2 separate regions of the Homo sapiens genome follow, and region 2 is linked to region 1. A link is an interaction called in ENCODE POLR2A ChIA-PET data of the cell type or tissue named here. Cell type or tissue: PC-9. All regions are shown on one strand. Links, peaks and the distances in the headings refer to the core of each region. The heading gives the core; the rest is flanking DNA.

Region 1 (9,509 bases), core at 476-8,475:
CCTCCCAAAGTGTTGGGATTACAGGCATGAGCCACCGTGCCCGGCCTCTACATGCCTGTTTTTATACCAGTATTATCCTGTTTTGGTAACTATAGCCTTGTAGTACAGTTTGAAGTTGGGTAATGTGATGCCTCCAGATTTATTCTCTTTGCTTAGTCTTGTTTTGGCTATGTGAGCTCTTTTTTGGTTCCATATGAATTTTAGGACTCTTTTTTTCTAGTTCTGTGAAGAATGATTATGGCATTTTGGTGGGAATTGCACTGAATTTATAGATTGCTTTTGGCAATATGGTCATATTCACAATATTCATTCTACCCGTCCATCAGGATAGGATGTGTTTCCATTTTTTCGTGTCATCTGTGATTTCTTTCAGCAGTGTTTTGTAGTTTTCCTTGTAGAGATCTTTCACCTCCTTGGTTAGGTGTATTCCTAAGTATGTATGTATGTATGTATGTATGTATGTATGTATTTTTTGTAGTCGTTGCAAAAGGTGTTGTGTTCTTGATTTGATTCTCAGCTTGGTCACTGTTGGTGTATAAGTGCTGCTGGTTTGTGTACATTGATTTTATATCCTGAAACTTTATTGAATTCATTTATCAGATCTAAGAACTTTTTGGATGAGTCTTTAGGGTTTTCTAGGTATATGATCTGTCTGTTTTGTCTGCTATATAAGTAGTTACTCCTGCTTACTTTCGGCTTTCATTTGCAGGGAATACCTTTTTCCATCCCTTTTCCTTAAATTTATGTGCGTCCGTATGTGTTAGGTGAGTCTCTTGAAGACAACAGATACTTGGTGGATTTTTATTCATTCTGCCATTCTGTATCTTTCACATGGAGCATTTAGGCCATTTACAGTCGATGTTAGTATTGAGATATGAGGTATTGTTCTATTCCTGATGCTAGTTGTTGCCTGAAAACCATGGCCTTTTTTTTCATTGTGTTACGGTTTTATAGGCCCTGTGAGATGTATGCTTTAAGAAGGTTGTATTTTGGTGTATTTCGATGTTTTGTTTTAAGATTTAGAACTTTTAGCATTTCTTGTAGTGCTGGCTTGGTAGTGGCATGTTCTCTCAGCATTTCTTTGTCTGAAAAATACTTTATCTCTCCTTCATTTATGAAGCTTAGTTTTGCTGGATACAGAATTCTTGGCTGATAATTATTTTGTTCAACAATGCTAAAGATAGAACCCCATTTCCTTCTGGCTAATAGAATTTCTGCTGAACTATCTGCTTTTAATCTAAATAGGTTTTCTTTTATAGGTTACTTGATGCTTTTGCCTCACAGCTCTTAATATTGTTTCCTTTGTCTTGACTTTAGATAACCTGATGACTATGTGCCTTAGGTGATGATCTTTTGCAACCAATTTCCCAGGTGTTCTTTGAGCTTCTTGTGTTTAGATGTCTAGATCTCTGGCAAGCCTGGGGAAGTTTTCCTGGATTATTCCCTAAAATAAGTTTTCCAAACTTTTAGATTTCTCTTCTTCCTCAGGAATGCCAGAGAGAGTAGGAGGGAGGAAGGAAGAAAAGATACAAAATGTCAAAACTCAAATGGGAAGAATAGACTACTGAGTAAGTATGTATATTTTCAAGAAACTGAATCAATAATTAATAACCTTCCAAAATAGAAAGCACCAGGACCAGATGGTTTTACTGTTGAATTTTACCAAATGTTTACAGAATAAATTATATCAGTTATCTGCAATCTCTTCTAGAAGACAGAAGTAGAGGGAATACTTCTAACTCATTATATGAGGCCAGCATTATTCTATTACCAGTTTTTAAATTTACCCAAATAAAATTAAAACTTCAGTCCCCTCAACATACATCCACCCAAGACTGAACCAGGAAGAAGTTGAATCCATGAACAGACCAGTAACAGGTCCTGAAATTGAGGCTGTAATAAATAGCCTACCACACCTCCCCATCAAAAAAAGCCCAGGACCAGATGGATTCACAGCTAAATTCTACAGATGTACAAAGAAGAGCTGGTATCATTCCCACTGAAACTATTCCACAAAATTGAGGAGGAGGGACTCTTTTGTAACTCATTTTATGAGGTCAGTATCACCCTTATACCAAAACCTGGCAGAGATACAACAAAAAAGGAAAACTTCAGGCCATTATTTTTGATGAATATCAAGGCAAATTCCTCAACAAAATACTGGCAAATTGAATCCAGCACCACATTAAAAAGCTTATCCACCACGATCAAGTAGGCTTTATCCCTGGGATATAAGGTTGGTTCAACATATGCAAATGAATAAACATGATTGATTCATCACATAAACAGAACTAAAGGACAAAAACCACATGGTTATCTCAATACATGCAGAAAATGCTTTTGATAAAATTCAACATTTCCTCAGGCTAAAAACTCTCAATAAACTAGGTATTGAAGGAAATACCTCAAAATAATACGAGCCATCCATGACAAACTCACAGCCAACCTCGTCCTGAATGGGCAATAGCTGGAAGCATTTCCCTTGAAAACTGGCACAAGACAAGGATGCCCTCCCTTGCCACTCTTATTCAACATAGTATTGGAAGTCTTGGCCAGGGTAATCAGGCAAGAGAAAGAAATAAAGGGCATTCAAATAGGAAGGGAGTCAAATTATCCCTGTTTGCACAGTGCTATATCTAGAAAACCCCATAGTCTCAGCCCAAAAGCTTCTTAAGCCAATAAACAACTTCAGCAAAGTTGCAGGATACAAAATCAATGTGCAAAAATCACTAGCATTCCTATACACCAACAACAGTCAAGCCACGAGCCAAATCCAGAATGTAATCCCATTCATAATTCCCACAAAAAGAATAAAATACCTAGGGATAAAGCTAACTAGGGAGGTGAAAGATCTCTACAAGGAGAACTGTAAGCCATTGCTCAAATAAATCAGAGGTGATGCAAACAAATGGGAAAACATTCCATGCTCATGGATAGGAAGAATCAATATTGTTAAAATGGCCATACTGCCCAAAGCAGTTTATAGATAATGCTATTTCTATTAAACTACCATTGAGATTCTTCACAGAACTAGAAAAAACTATTTTAAAATTCATATGGAACCAAAAAGGAACCTGAATAGCTAAGGTAATCCTAAGCAAAAAGAACAAAGCTGTAGGCATCATGCTACATGACTTCAAAGTATACTACAAGGCTACAGTAACCAAAACAGCATGATACTGGCATAAAAACAGATACATAGACCAATGGAACAGAATAGAGAACCCAGAAATAAGACTGCATACCCACAACTATCTGATCTTTGACAGACCTGACAAAAACAAGCAATGGGGAAAGGATTCCCTATTCAGTAAATGGTGCTGGGATAACTGGCTAGCCACATGCAGAAGACAGAAACTAGACTCCTTCCTTACACCATTTTCAAAAATTAACTCAAGATGAATTAAAGACTAAAATGTAAAATACAAAACTATAAAAACCCTTGAAGACAACCTAGGTAATACCATTAAGGACATAGGCACTGGCAATGATTTTATGTCAAAGATGCCAAAAGCAATGGCAAAAAACAAAAATTGACAAATGGGATCTATTTAAACTAAAGAGCAAACTTTAAACTGCACAGCAAAAGAAACTATCAACAAACAGAATGGGAGAAAATTTTGGAAACTATGCATCCAACGAAGGTCTAATATCCAGCATCTATAAGGAACTTAAATTTACAAGAAGAAAAAAACAGCCCCATTGAAAAGTGGGCAAAGGACATGAACAGACACTTTTTAAAAGAAGACATACATGCAGCCAACAATCTTATGCAGGAACAGGAGACCACATACCGCATGTTCCTACTTACAAGTGGGAGCTAAATGATGAGAACACTCAGACACATAGAGAGGAACTACAGACACTGGGGCCTGTCAGAGGGTGGCGGGTGGGAGGAAGAATAGGTTCAGGAAAAATAACTAATGGGCACTAGGCTTAATACCTGAGTGATGAAATAATCTGTACAACAGACCCCCTTGACACAAGTTTGCCTATGTAACAAACCTGCACATGTACCCCTGAACTTTAAAAAAACAAACTTATGTTCATACAGTATCCTGCACAAGGATGTTTATAGCCACTTTATTCATAATTGCCAAAATGTGGAAACAACCAAGTTGTTCTTCACTAGGTGAATGGGTAAATCAACTGTGGTACATTTAGACAATGGAATGTTACTCACTGGTAAAAAAGAAATACCTATCAAGCCTTAAGACATGGAGAAACCTTAAATGCATATTACTAATTGAAAGATGACAACATGAAGAAGCTTTATATTATATAATTCCAATTGTATGACTTCTGGAAAAGGCAAACCCATGGAGACAGTAAAAAGGTTAGTGGTTACCAGATATTGGGCAGGAGGTAGGGATGAGTGGTGGAGTGCAGAGGATTTTTAGGGCAGTGTAACTATTCTGTATACTAGAATGGTGGATTGTCCAAATCTATAGAACATACTACAGCAAGATAGAACCCTAATAGAAACTGTGTACTCCAGATGATAATGAGTCATTGGTGTAGGTTCATCAGTTGCAACACATGTGCCACTCTGGTACAGAATGTTCTTAGTTGCGGAGGTTGTGTGTGTTTGAGGCCAAAGGAACTTTTTATTTTCTGCTCACCATTTGTATGAATCTAAAATTGTTCTAAAAAATGAAGTCTGTTTAAAAGGAGAAAAATCAATACAGTCACTGCCATGTTTGGTGAAAGGCATGTGGTACCTTCAATAGTGTGCCTTCATCTAAAATTGTGATACTATAGTTGATGTTAAAATTTTAAGAGATACAGGAGAAATTTTGAGCTGAGTGTCCCAGACAGCTGGCTAGCTATTCCAGATGTGGGACAGACCACTGTGTTTCTAGGTGGTTTTTAGTTTGCTTGGGGTCAAAGTCTTAGGATTACATATTATGTGTACACCATGCAGAATTCTAAGCTCTCTACATAAATTATTTAATGCTCTCAGACAGTTTGCAGATAAAAAACCTGAAGCCAGAGAGCTTAAGTGTTTTGTATAAACACACTAAGTTACAGATCAAGGGTTTAAACTCAGGTCTCTTTCCAAAACTATAGCTCTTTATCATTATTCAGAACTGAATTTCTTTGATTATTATAACATTTATATTCCTTCTCAACTTACTGTATTACAGTATCATTATTCATTAAACTTCCTTTAAAAAATCAGTGTGCCCTAATTAATGAATTTACAATATGAATAATAGCATTTAAAAAAACTACAGCAGCTGGGCGTGGTGGCTCATTCCTGTAATCCCAGCACTTTGGGAGACTGAGGCAGGTGGATCACTTTTGAGATCAGGAGTTCAAGACCATCCTGGCCAACATAGTGCAACCCTGTCTCTACTAAATATCCAGAAATTAGCCAGGTGTGGTGGCGGGTGCCTGTAATCCCAGCTACTTGGGAGTCTGAGGCAGGAGAATCACTTGAACTCAGGAGGTGGAGGCTGTAGTGAGCCAAGATCGCCCCACTGCACTCAAACCTGGGCGATAGAGTGAGACTCAGTCTCAAAAACAAAAAACAAACCAACAAACAAAAACAAAAAACAAACCAAAAAAGACATCAGTCAAAACCCCCTACAGTGACAAATAGGGTTAATTGAATGGCTGAGTTAGGGTCTTATTTTATCCTTACTAGACACCATCATTGTGTGTTTTATAAATACCTCGATGCTTTCAAACCATTTTAAAAGACAAAAATATTTTAATTATGATTGTATTTATTGATTAAAAAATTAAAAATGGGAAACATATAACATTATTACGCTATTCTAAATGCTCTTTAATGGTCTCATAGTTTTCTACTATGTACTGTGGTTTATTTAATTCGTTCTCTTTAGGTTGTTTTCCTCTTTTTTTCTGCCTGTGATGAATATTCTTAGAGGTCAGTCATCTTATGTTTTCTTTAGTATATTTTTTCAGAGTTGGAGATTATGGGTCAAACAGTATATATGCACATTTTAAACTCTCCAGAAATATTACAGTGTTTTAAACTCCTACTAGTAGTACAGATTGAGTTTCCTTTATCTGAGATGCTTGGGACCAGAGGTGTTTCAGATTTTGAAGTTTTTCAGACTTGGGGATATTTGTATTATATATATTTACTGGTTGAGAATTCCAAATCCAAAAATTTGAAATTTGAAATGCTACAATGAGCATTTCCTTTGAGTGTCATGTCAGTTCTCAAAAAGTTTCCGATTTTGGAGCATTTTGGATTTTGCATTTTCAGATTTGGGATGCTCAACCTGTATGTGAGAAGGTTTACTTCCTCGTATCCTTACTGACAACATCTGCCATTTGCTGATGAAAATTTGGATTTCACTGTCATTTTAATGTGCAATTTTAATTGTTAATAGGATATATTTTTAAAATTTTTTATTGACTGTGTTTCTTCTTTTATGAAATGCCTGTTTTAAGTCCTTTTCCTAAATTTTTTTATTAGAGGTTTATATGTTCTTACTGAATTTTCAGAAGCTCTTTTTATAAGAATATGTAAACTTTTGTCTTGAATATACAGGGGTATTTTCCTTCAAGACAAAAATTTTCTGTTTCTTACATGTTCATTATAGAAAAATCAAACAATAAGCTAAAAAAAGGTATAATTCACCTATAACCCTGCTACCTACTGAGAATTATTTTTACATTTTGATTTATACTCCTGCTGTCTTCTTTCTGCACATATATACACTGTTAAGGGCCCCATTAGCCTGTGTTTTCACATAAGGTCATAATGACATTAACATATAAATTATAAAGACTTGGTAGCTTTTACCTGTTAATTAGCGGGATGTCCTTTTCTACCTTTCCCATCCCGGAAGTATTTCTGAGAGCATGGTCTCAAATAAGTTTGAGAATGAATGTGTGTCTGCTGGAAGCTCCTATTCTTCCGCCATTTTCCAGTCCTCCAGAAGTTTCCTGATGGTCCATGTCTGAATTAGACACCCCTCTTCTTTGTTCCAGTTGCACCTGTAATTCTTCAGCATAGTACTTCTTAAACTGTTTTTAATTGCCTCTCCTCCATGCTAAACTTTCAGCTCTTGTAGAGCACAGACCCTATCTGCTGTGTTCATGGTTTTTCTTTATGTCTGATATCTGTGTGTACATAGCAGGCATTCAGTAAATATGTGTTGAATTGACTTTTGTTGAATTTTAATACTCGATTGGAGAGTTAGACACCTTCCTATTTGCACACTTTCCCATCATACATCCAAGTATATGTATAATGTCAATTTCTTTTATCTTTTTATGATTTTCCTTTATGGTTTGCCTTTGATGCTATTAATTAGTTTCTTTTTAATAACCAGAAAGATAACTTTTTGTATCCTTTATTTGTAGTACAATAAAGTTTGTTTTCCATGTTGGTATTCCTGAAAAATCTCATTTTAGTATTAGAGTATGCTGGAATAGACAATATAAATACCTCTAAACTCTCACTTATAGCAGCCTAAATCTGCACGTGCTGTAAGGAAAACATTTTTAAATAATTTGCCATTAAACAATTTCTAATTTAATTGTCACTTTTTTTTTTTTTTTTTTTTTGAGGCAGGATATCACTCTGTCACCCAGGCTGGAGTGTAGTGGTATGATTACGGCTTACTGCAGTCCCGACGTCTTGGGCTCAAGGAATCCTTCTACTTCAGCCTCCTGTGTAGCCAGGACCACAGGTGTATGCCAGCATGCCTGGCTAATTTTTTAATTTTATTTTTTGTAGAGATGGCATCTCGCTTTGTTGTCCAGGGTAGTCTCAGTCTCCTGGGCTCAAGGAGATTCTTCCACTTGGCTTCCCAAAGTGCTGGGATTACAAGCATAAACCACAATGCCTGGCCTCACTTTTTATAATGGACTTAAATCAGTTTGGTTGTTTTAAAAGTACCCTAGCATTTAGCACATGAATACATCTCATTTTGATTAGTGGCCAAAGTATTTTTGGGCATTGTGAGCATTGTACTACTCCCAGGCTGCTTATGGTATGTTATAGTATCAGATACATCTCTTTGGATCCATGCTCTAAGTAGAATTGTGTTGTATACCTTGCTTAATCCATTAAATTTTTACCTGTCTGTTTGAGTATCACCAAAAGAAAGTTGCTATCACAATGTACTTTCTACTTTTTAATCTACTCTACTGATTCATTAGTACACAGCCATGGTGAGACACTTGAGATGTTCTGCTGAAGACAATTGTTACATATTGGGATTCTGGAAGGACAGCAAGCTAGATAAAGATAAGTCATGCTTTTAAGAGTCCCATGGAACATCAGTCATTGTGATGTGAAGAAAGTGATAAGGTAATGCATGAAGCAGTTTGAGTCACTATGATGTGGATGGTGGGAAGTAGCCCTCTTAATCAAAGCTTTAAGAACGACCAAGAACCTAAGGAATAGTTACTTATACCACCAGATTATGCAGATAATGTTAATAACAACAAACTCATTTATATATATAGATATATATATATATATATATTTCAAAAGAATGTAGCAGTCCCATAGGTTTTATATATAGAATCAGCATAGTATTTGATTATAATTAATGATATCATCTTAAGGACTTCATCTAATATACTTATTTTGAAAATAAGATGCAACCATATATTTTTGACATAAATTATAGTTATTTTTCTTCAATTCAATGCTTTGATATTTTATTCTGTATCCCTATCAGTTAAATGTATATATTATTTAAAGTTAAGAGTATACAAGTTAAATATCTCTTATTCGAAATGCTTGGGACCAGAAGTGTTTCAGATTTTGGTGTGTTTTCTCTTTATTTTGGAATATTTGCATTATATTTACCAGTTGAGCATCCCAAATCCAAAAATCCCAAATCTGAAATGCTCCGATGAGCATTTCCTTTGAACATCATGTTGGTGCTCAAAAAGTTTTAGATTTTAGAACATTTTGGATTTTGGATTTTTAGATTTGAGATGCTCAACTTGTATATACAGTGCATTCTGTACTTGCATTTGAATACTATATTTGGATTTGTGGGTGTTTTTATTCCAAAGAGCTCAAATTCCCTTAGTATTTAAAGCACGGTTTCCTAACATTTTTAGAGATAGCATTGTATGGACACTTTTATAATAGGACAACCTTTAAGTAATTTTGAAATAAAAGGACTAGTTTCCTTTTACCTCCTAGGGCTTGGGTTTTATAATCTTAGGATTAGAAAGGGCTTTAAGGTTATCTGACCCAGTGCATTACAGATCTTGTGGTCTATCTACAGTGCCCCATTAAATGGCTCTTCAGCTTCAGGGCCTTTTATTTATCAATTTAACAAATACCTTTTGAATGCTGCCCTGGGGCAGGCACTGTGTTAGGTGCTGGACATATTACAGTATATCAGACATGGTTCTTCTTTTTAGTCTAGTTGGAAAGATATAAGTAAATACATAAGTTGTAAAGCAGCACAGAAGAGGCCATAAAAAAGCATGAAAAAAGACAGAGCCACTTAATGTCACAAAGTCATTTCATTTTACACAGTTCAAAGTCTTAGAAA
Region 2 (9,509 bases), core at 1,091-9,090, 280 kb after region 1:
TCACCAATCAAAATAAATGCCATATCCAGTTAGAACAAACTGAATTCACAAAGATGTTCTTTTATTTTTTCTTCTAACATTATAGAAATTTGTTTCTTTACATTTAGATATTTAATTAAATAGAATTTTTTACATATAATGGGAGAAATAGGATCTTTAAAAAAAATAGTCTATTTTTCCAATCTCACCTAATGGTTTGTTATTTCTCTACTAATTTTTATGCCTCCTCTATTTTATACAAAGGTACCCTGTAAATTGGGTATGTTTCTGGTGTTCCTAATTTATTCCATTGATTTGTCTGTTTCTCTGCCAATAACATACTGCCTTTTATTGTTAAGCCACAATTTTATAAAGAATTTTGATTTTTCATAGAGGAATCTTCTTTGTTCTTTTTCTGAAATATCTTACTCATTTGTGGACATTCATTGTCCTGCATAAATTTTAGAATAGTGTTTAAATTTCCAGGAAACATTCTGTTGGCATTTTGATTGGAATTACATTGAATTTAAAGAATAATTTGAAGAGGAGCATTTTCTGATATTTAGTTTTCCTCTCCATGATCGTGGTCATGATCTCTCATCATTTATTCCAGTTTTATTTTTATGTTCTTTAATAATGCTTTATGTATTTCTCCCCCTAAAGTTTTACATGTGGTTTGTTAGATTCACTTTGGTAGTGACCTGTTGTTAAGATTCTGTGCATTTTTGATGCAATTGTGAATTCTGTCTTGTTTTTGGTTACATTTTCCAATTGGTTATCACTTGTGGTCAAACGCTATTGATTTTTGTGTGCTTATCATACACCTAGCAATCTTGATGTACTTATCAGTTCTAATAGTTTATCTGCAAATAATGACAATTTTGTTTCATTCTTGTCTTATTGCTTTGGCTAAGACTTAATATCAGGATACAATTATAAAGGAAGGACTAAAAGGAAATTTTCTTGATCTGATAAAGGTCATATACCAAAAATTACAGCACATATCACTTTTAATGGTAAAACTTTGTAGTAAAATTTTTGATGCTTTTCTATTAAAGTCAGGAAAAAAAGTCTCCATTCTATCTCCTACTATTCCATATTATACAGTAAGTAGCCTTTTTGGCAGATAGGTTCTTATCAGGTTAAGGGAATTCCTTTCTATTTCTAGATAGCTAAAAATCTTTTGTGAATGGTGTTTAATGTTATAAAATTCATATTCTGTATGTGTTGAGATAACTATGCATATTATTCTTCATTAAACTATTCATATGGGGTATTATATTAGAAAGGTCTGATATTGAATCAACGCATTTATGAGACAGATCCTTCTTTGACAGTGACAAAATTTTATATACTGATGGATTCAACTTGCTGAATTTTACGTTTGTTTTCTATTTCATTTGTGAGATTGGTCTATATTTTTCTTTTTTGTTCTGTTACTTCTTGTTTGCATTATCAACGCTATGTTAGTCTCATGTAATAGGATGAATGGGAAGCACTCTCCTTTATTCCGTTTTTTATTTAAACAAATTGTGTAAAATTTTCTGTCCCTGAAGATTTGGTAAAACTAGTTTATGTGATGTCAGTTCTTTGAAACTATTATCTAGAGCACAGCCAATTTTAAATGTCCCATGAAAAGACAAGAAAATCTAGGTGGAAACAAGGCTCTTTGAATTGTAATGAGATATTTACATTGAAATTTTTGTTGATGCAGGAATGTAAAATAGACATTGTGTGCCAAAGTGAAGTGTCCTTCTCAAACACAAATTTTAAAGGAGGTGGACCATGACTCGTTTCATGAGTCTTAGGCCCTTTACTCAGGAATCATGGCTGTTATATTTAATTTATGTATTGTTCTTATTTCAATATGTTGGGTGTTCTTTATTGGCCCTATTAAGGTTTTTCACCTAAAATTTTATTTCACCTGAGGGCATTAGTGCTAAGTCAGCTTGATTTTGGTATTTGTCTAGTATATCTTTATCTCCTGTTTTTTTGAAACATGTTATTTTAGTTTGGGTCTAGATCTTTTAAGTAGAATCATAGCCGATTTTGTTGCTGTTGCTAATTTTTAAAATCCAGTTTGAGATTTCTGTCTTTTAATAGACTAAGAATGTGCTATGATTATACATAAATTATAAATTATATTTACCAGTGAAATAGTTTGTCCTCAGTCAAATTTCATGTTGAATTGTAATCCGTATTGCAGGTGGGGCCTGGTGGGAGGTGGTTGGATCATGGGGGTGGATTTCTCATGAATGGTTTGGCACCATCCTTGTGGTGCTGTCCTTGTGATGGCAAGTGAGTTATCGTGAGATCTGGCTGTTTAAAAGTATGTGCACCTCCTTCCCTCTCACTCGCTCCTGTTCTCACCATGTGAGACACCTGCTCCTGCTTCACCTTCTGCCATGAGTAAAAACTCCCTGAATCCTCCCCAGAAGCGAAGTGAATGCTGGCACCATGCTTCCTGTACAGTCTGCAGAACCATGAGACAATTAAAACTCTTTTCTTTATATATTACCCAGTCTCAAGTATTTCTTCATAGCAGTGAAGAAGAGACTAATACAACCATCTTGCTTTATTTTTGTTTATCATTTATTTTTCCTCTCTTTTGATGCTCTTCTTGGTTTGGTAAAGTATAAAATTTTGTTTCATTTTGGTTTCCATCTCTTTTATCTGCCTTTACAGTCATTTTTTAATTCTCCTTTTGGCCCATGGAGATGCTTATTTGTTTTGGTGTGTAAATCTTTTTAAACTTAATTAAACTTATAACATTCTGTATTTGGAGTAAAAAGTTTAAACATTTTCTTTTTTGTCATTTTATTTTGAGTATGTATTTTGTAAGGAGCTTATATTTAGCATTGGCTTCATTTTTTTTCAACCTAACTTGAGGTTTTTTTTTTTTTTTTTTTTTTTTTTTGAGATGGAGTCTTGCTCTGTTGCCAGGCTGGAGTGCAGTGGCGTGATCTCGGCTCACTGCAGCCTCTACCTCCTGGGCTCAAGCGACTCTCCTGCCTCAGCTGTCTGAGTAGCTGGGACTACAGGCATGCACCACCACGCCCAGCTAATTTTTGTATTTTTAGTAGAAATGGGGTTTCACCATGTTGGCCAGGGTGGTCTCGATCTCTTGACATCGTGATCTGCCCGCCTCGGCCTCCCAAAGTGACCTTTGTTTTTTAATAAGGAAATGTAAACAACCACCTTGTGTTTTTTGAGATAAGTGTTATGTCTGGTGGTGTTCCTGTCTTCTATTGTTCTTCTGTTTATTATGTATTTTAGTGTCCATCTTTCCATTTTCCTAACTTTTGTTGGAATGATATCTCTTTGTTGTTGTTCTCCATACCTACACAAAGTGATTTGGAATTTTAGCATCTGAGTTGTATTCTACTAGTGAGAGTCTTTATTATATACATTTTAAGCAAAATTTTAAAAGTACCTTTTTAATTGTTAAAGTTACAATCATGGTGGAAGGGGAAGCAAACATATCCTTCTTCATAAGGCAGCAGGAGGGAGAAGTGCTGAGCAAAAGGGGAAAAAGCCCCTTATGAAACCATCAGATCTCATGAGAACTCATTATCATGAGAACAGCATGAGGGTAACCACCCCCATGATTCAATTACCACCCACTGGGTCCCTCCCATGACGTGGGGATTATGGGAACTACAATTTGAGATGAGATTTGGGTGGGGACACAGCCAAGCTGTAACACAATACGGCTGAGTATTATTCCTTTTTTATGGATATAACACAATTTGTTTATTTATTCACCACTTAATGGACATCCCCCCCAAAGTTTTGGACATAATAAAAATGCTATGAAAATTTATGTGCAAGCCATTGTGTGTACAAAGTTTTGAAATTGATGATTCATATAGCAAGTGTATATTTAACTTTGTAAGACACTGCCAAACTTTTTCAAAGGGGTTTTCAGTTTTGTATTCCCAACAGCAGTATATGAAAGCTCTATTTCTTCTTGAGTGAGCTTTGATAGTTTGTGTCTTTCAAGAGATTTCATGTAAGTTGTAGGCTATCAGAAAAGCTCCTGGCTCCTGTTAGCATCTCTGCAGCCATTGTGCCTACAGTGGATGCAGCTCCTAGCATAAAGAGTGACTCCTGATGAGAAGGCAGCAGTGGAGTTATTGGCTTCAAACAAAGTCCCATAGGGAAGCTAGGCGGTTTTGGAAACTTCTCCTTTGGAGTGAACAGTCCCTTTTTCTAAAATTGTTTGCCTGATAGAGTCTAAGGCTTTCCTCAGGTGTGGTGAGACTGTGAGCAGGGGCTCTAAAAATCTGACATAGAAGGAGGGTCCCTTCCAGGTGTAGAGGGGATAGGCCAGTGGCAAGCTTTCCTCCTTATTCTTAAAATGCTGTCTTCCTAGAATCCAAAATTTCAAACATATAGGTGAGACTCTCTCTTTATTTTTCAGTAATGTCAACAAGATTTTATTTTACACTAAATGGCCTCAGGGAGAGAATTAAGAAGGAAGACAACCCATGATATAATTTTATCACCATCTTCCTAGAATTCTGTCATTTTTACCTCTATTATCTATCACTGCATAACCAGTTACCCAAAATGTAGCAGATGAAAACACCAAAATTTATTATCTCCTTTGGGTCAGGAATCCAGGTGCTGCTCAGTATCTTTCACAAGGTTCCAATCATGGTGTTGGCTAGGCTACAGTCATCTGAAGGCTTTAATGGGGAAGGATCTTCTTCCATGCTCACCCACTTGGCTATTTGCAGGTCTCAGAAGATCTGTGTCCAGGCTCGTTTATGTGGTTGTTGGCAAGCCTCAGTTCCTTGTCACATGGACCTGTCCACAGGGTTGCTTCACAACATGACAAATGGCTTTCCCTAGAGAAGGTGAGAGAGCGAGCACCCCTGATGTAAATCACTGTCTTTTCATTGCCTCATTTTGAAAGTGATATCCACCAGATACGTTATACTCTATTCACTAGGAACAAGTTAGTCAATCAACCCACATTAAAGGAATGAGGGTTACACAAGGGTGTGAATGTCAAGAGGTGGGTGTCATGTACCTTCTAAGTTAATTCTTTGTCCTCCAGTGTCTTGGTTTAGGTTTGCTCAGAAGCAGATCCTGAAGAAAGGATTCAATTGCAAATAGCTTTTCTTGGGAGATGATCCCAGGAAACTGTGACAGCAAATGGAGAAGTGAGCTAGGAAAGATAAGGAAGCCTATTAAGGGAATATTTTCTTTTTTCTTTTGTTTTGAGACAGGATCTTATTCTGTGACCCAGGCTGGAATGCAGTGGCCCAATCTTGGCTCACTGCAACCTCCACTTCCTAGGCTTAAGTCATCTTCCTATTTCAGCCTCCCAAGTAGCTGGGACTATAGGCACACACCACCATGCCAAGCTAATTTGTTTTTTATTTTTTGTAGAGACAGGGTCCCACTAAGTTGCCCAAGCTGGTCTTGAACTCCTGGGCTCAAGCAATCCTCCCATCCTGGCCTCCCAAAGTGCTGGGCTTACAAGTGTGAGCCGCTGTGACTGGCCTAAGGGAATATTTTCAAACCAGATACTATTCTGGGCAATTATAAGCTCAATCCTGCTGGGGAACTCTGGAAAATGGCTCAGAACACACCACAGTGTTCTCCCAACCAATGAGTGAGGAAGTTGTGGGATTTATCTACCAACTCTCTATCCATCATTGATTGAGGACGGCTTTGGGGAACAGTAATTCTGTGGCACTTCTGCTTGCCCTGCATATGCTAAGAGTATACTCTCCCACCCCTAACCTGCCACCCCCAATCCTTTCTTTCTATGGAGGTAAATGCTGAAAGGATATTGATGGGACACCAAAAATGTCTGCTGTACCCAGCTAGAATGCAAGCATCACAAAGGGAAGAACCATATTTTCATCATTTCCTCTACAGTCCATCAGCATTATCTAGTGTATTACCTAAAACACATTTTTGCTCAAGTATTTGTTGAAAGAATGCAAGTTGCTGCTGATGGCACCATGAAGGAACTCAGTGCTGTGAGGAGACAGACTTGCACACCACTAACTACAAGACAGCAGGATAAGTGCTATCCTGTAGATGTTCATGGGGTGCTATCAGAGTCTAGGGCAGCAACTCTGCTAGCCGCTGGAGAAGAGGCTAAGGAAGCTTTCACACAATAGCAGATGTGTGTGCTAAGCCTTGAAAAATGAGTAGGATTTTGTGATAGGATTTTATTGGTCAGATAATACATGAAGCAGTGCAGGAAGAAAAAAATGTGTGGCAGAGTCATTTGTCATTTACAAAAAGAGAGCATAGGCACTCTGGATACTCTTGCTCTCACCCTTCTGCTTCCTCTGCTAGAGAAGTTTCATGCAGCTGAGGCCCTTGCTGCTGTTTCTGGGCCACCATCTTGTCCATGAAGTAATCATCAGCTTGATAGTCTAAACATGCATGAGTTCACTCTCCTCTCTCCTTCCCAGCAGGCACGCACACAACACAGTGGTTTCAAGTCCTTTTGGCAAAGATAATCTTTTCTTGATCTTTGAAAAGGCAGGTAAAATACATATATACACATATAACAAATATTTTCTTTATGTATTTACTGTTTGTAGGAAGTCTAACCCTAATCCAGCATTTATTAAAACAAGACAGGATTTATTAAATTGGTTCAAGTTTATCAAATATGTACAGATCTTTACATAAATTAATTTGCTTGTTAAATATTTGTAAAATTTATTAAGACTTTGGAGAAACTTAAATACCTGAGCTTCCCAGTTTAATTTGGCTTGATTTTATTTTTTTATTTTTTTTATTACCTAAGGGACCAATGAGGCTTTAAAGTACACACATAGGACTCTGGATGGTCAGGTAAGAGAGGGCCAGAGAGCAGGTGTCAGCAGCTGGGACCTGACAGGCAAAGAAAGGTGATGTTTGAGTACTTTTGGGTGAACCTCTCTGTTCATCAAGATACTATATTCAAGAACAGAAGATACTGTGTTCATTAAGCCTGGTGGTGTTGGGGACAGTGAGACATGCCCACTGTGTGATGACATCATAAGAGGCCATGTCAGGATGGAGCTGGAGCCATAGACTCCTTTCTTCCTGCTCCTTAATTAAACAATGTATTGAGCTGCTGCCATGTACCAGGCATGGGCCCGTGGGCTGGGAATACAAGGTAGTCAAGATACGGGCCCAGCTTACAAAGCGTGAGAAACATAGGCCTATATATAAAAGTTTCAGATTCTGTGTTCAAACCCTGTCTTCACCATTTACAGCTCTCTGGCCTTGAAATTGGATAATTATATAGAACTGTTGGAAGTTCTAAGGTATAATAGAACATCTAGCTGAGTGGTCATCCCTGCCTTCTAGCTACATCTGGTCAATCAGTCCTGAAATTTGCAGCACCTTGAACACCTGAACATCTTTTGGGCCCATCTACTTTGATCCATCACCACTGCTTCCACCTGGTCTGAGCCACTGTTGTCTCTCCTTAGAATAACTACAATAGGCCAGGCATGGTGGCTCATGACTGTAATCCTAGCACTTTGGGAGGCCAAGGCGGGTAGATCACTTGAGCTCAGGAATTTGAGAGCAACCTGGGCAACATGGCGAATCCCTGTCTCTACAAAAAAATTAGCTGGGTGTGGTGGCCCACGTTGGTAGTCCCAGCTACCTGGGGGGCTGAGGTAGGAAAATTGCTTGAGTCCAGGAGGTTAAGGCTGCAGTGAGCCCACATCATACTCCTGCACTCCAGCCTGGGTGACAAAGTGAGACCCTGTCTCAATAAATAAATACAAACTAACTACAATAGTTTTCTCCGTGGTCTTCCCAAACTCATTTTTGTTGCCTTCCAATCCATTCTTAAAATAGCAGCCTGAGTGATTTTTTTTTTTAAGGCCCAAGAATGATGATGCCATTTCTTAGCTCACAACTCTTCAATTCCTTCTCAATCCTCTTAGGACAAAATCCTACAAGGCCCTGCTCAGTATGAGCCCTTACAGGGGGGCATAGTGGTTAATTCATCTGGAATCAGGCTGCGTGGGTTTAAATCCTGGTTCTGCTACTTTGTGCAAGGGGGTCCTGGGTAAGAGTTGTATCCTCTCTGGGCTCCCAGTTTCTTCATGAGTCATATGGGGATGCTCAGGGTATCTAAGGTTATTGATTCCATGAAACAAGACAAGCAAAGCACCTAGAATTGTATCAGGAATGTGGTAAGAATATGATGTTATTATTATTACCTTTCCTACCTTATCTACACATGCTTGCCTTCTCTCCATTCATTCTGCTGCCCTTCTCCCTCTAGCCTCTGGCTATTGGTCTTTGATGATGCTGTCTCTAATACTGTCTCCCTCCCCATTCCTTTGATTACATTCTATTAATCCTTAGGTTTCCATTTAAGAATCATGTACTCCAGGTGGCCTTCTTGATTCCTTCCCTAGACCAGTTTCTCTCTCTGTGTATGCTCATAGCACCTATATCTTTCTTCTATAACACTCTTCACACTATGGTCACCTAAACAATCCCTATCTCCTTGGCAAAAGCCAAGCTCCCTAAGTCAGGGGTGCCATGCAGCTGTTCACCATCATTCACCATCCTTAGCTCATGCATAGTACCTGGCATGTAGCTGGCAATGGATGGCTGTATTAACAACACAATGTAGCTGAACTGTCTACAACATAGTGTATGTAACATGCTACAACAGGACCATTATAAACTGTTATGGGAACACAGGTATTTGCCTCCTAGAGGTTCAGCTATGTCCAAAAAAGCAAAAAGCATCCTGCTGGGAGTTACTGACAGATATCCAACCCTTCTCCTAGGCTTCCCACTGGCAGGAGGTGGCAGCAGGGTTTTATTTGGTAGTGTTGGTGGGCTGTCTGTCATAGCGTCTGTTTCTTCATGCCCAGCAGATTTTGGCAACTTTGAGATTAAAGAGTGGACTTTCACAAGAAAATAAAAGACCCAAATGTCCTCTAGAGTAGATTGACCCTAAACCCCAGGGAACTGAAGCAGTAAATATGCGAATTGCTAAGCACCTGGACATTGTGGTTGGAGTCTGAACTCTAAGAATATTTCATTTCCTGCAAAACTGCAACTAAAAACTAATTCTGGAATTGGGAATCCCATTTGTCCCAAACTGACATAAGATCTTTCCAAAGATTCCAATCTTTATTTGAAATGGTTGAGTTTGGCTGTGGCTGCTAACACTTTACTCGCCTTAGAGCGCTCTGCCTTGTGAACTGTCCAAATAAATTGGTAAGCAAATACTGACATACTCTAGAAAAGTGTAACACTGGAGTGTATCTTTTGGTGATTCATATAATTGTCCCCAAATTAAATCTGAAGTAAAGAGCAGATGGGTTTATGTTCTCTTTTCCCCTTAACATGATCACACCTGTTATAATGCTATTTGCAAGAAGGTATTGGAGGATGTGGAAGTTTATGCTTTTAGGGATCCTGAGCTCTAGTCGGGGAGCTGGAACATACATACATGCAAGAAAAAAAATCTCAAGAAGTCCCCTGGTAGAATAATGCAGTGGGAAATAAGCTTCCTAATTTGGCAGGAC

Evidence for each region. Peaks named below come from ENCODE experiments on the same cell type or tissue, not always from the same donor. Only the 100,000 strongest peaks of a DNase experiment are listed, where the experiment ranks them.
Region 2: POLR2A ChIA-PET joins it to region 1 with 5 read pairs; 2 of 35 experiments call an interaction of 5 or more read pairs at or near these places.

Annotation. Positions count from the first base shown.
Region 1 is chr1:213,197,091-213,206,599 of GRCh38, forward strand. The region is part of intron 8 of RPS6KC1 (ribosomal protein S6 kinase C1); the gene reads left to right. Among named protein-coding and RNA genes, the nearest start is that of RPS6KC1, 150 kb to the left of the region's middle. In PC-9, for the core only: no CTCF peak of the experiment used is centred there; no DNase peak of the experiment used is centred there.
Region 2 is chr1:213,479,672-213,489,180 of GRCh38, forward strand. It overlaps a transcript of RPS6KC1 not described here. Among named protein-coding and RNA genes, the nearest start is that of RPS6KC1, 430 kb to the left of the region's middle. In PC-9, for the core only: no CTCF peak of the experiment used is centred there; a DNase peak (open chromatin) is centred at 4,870.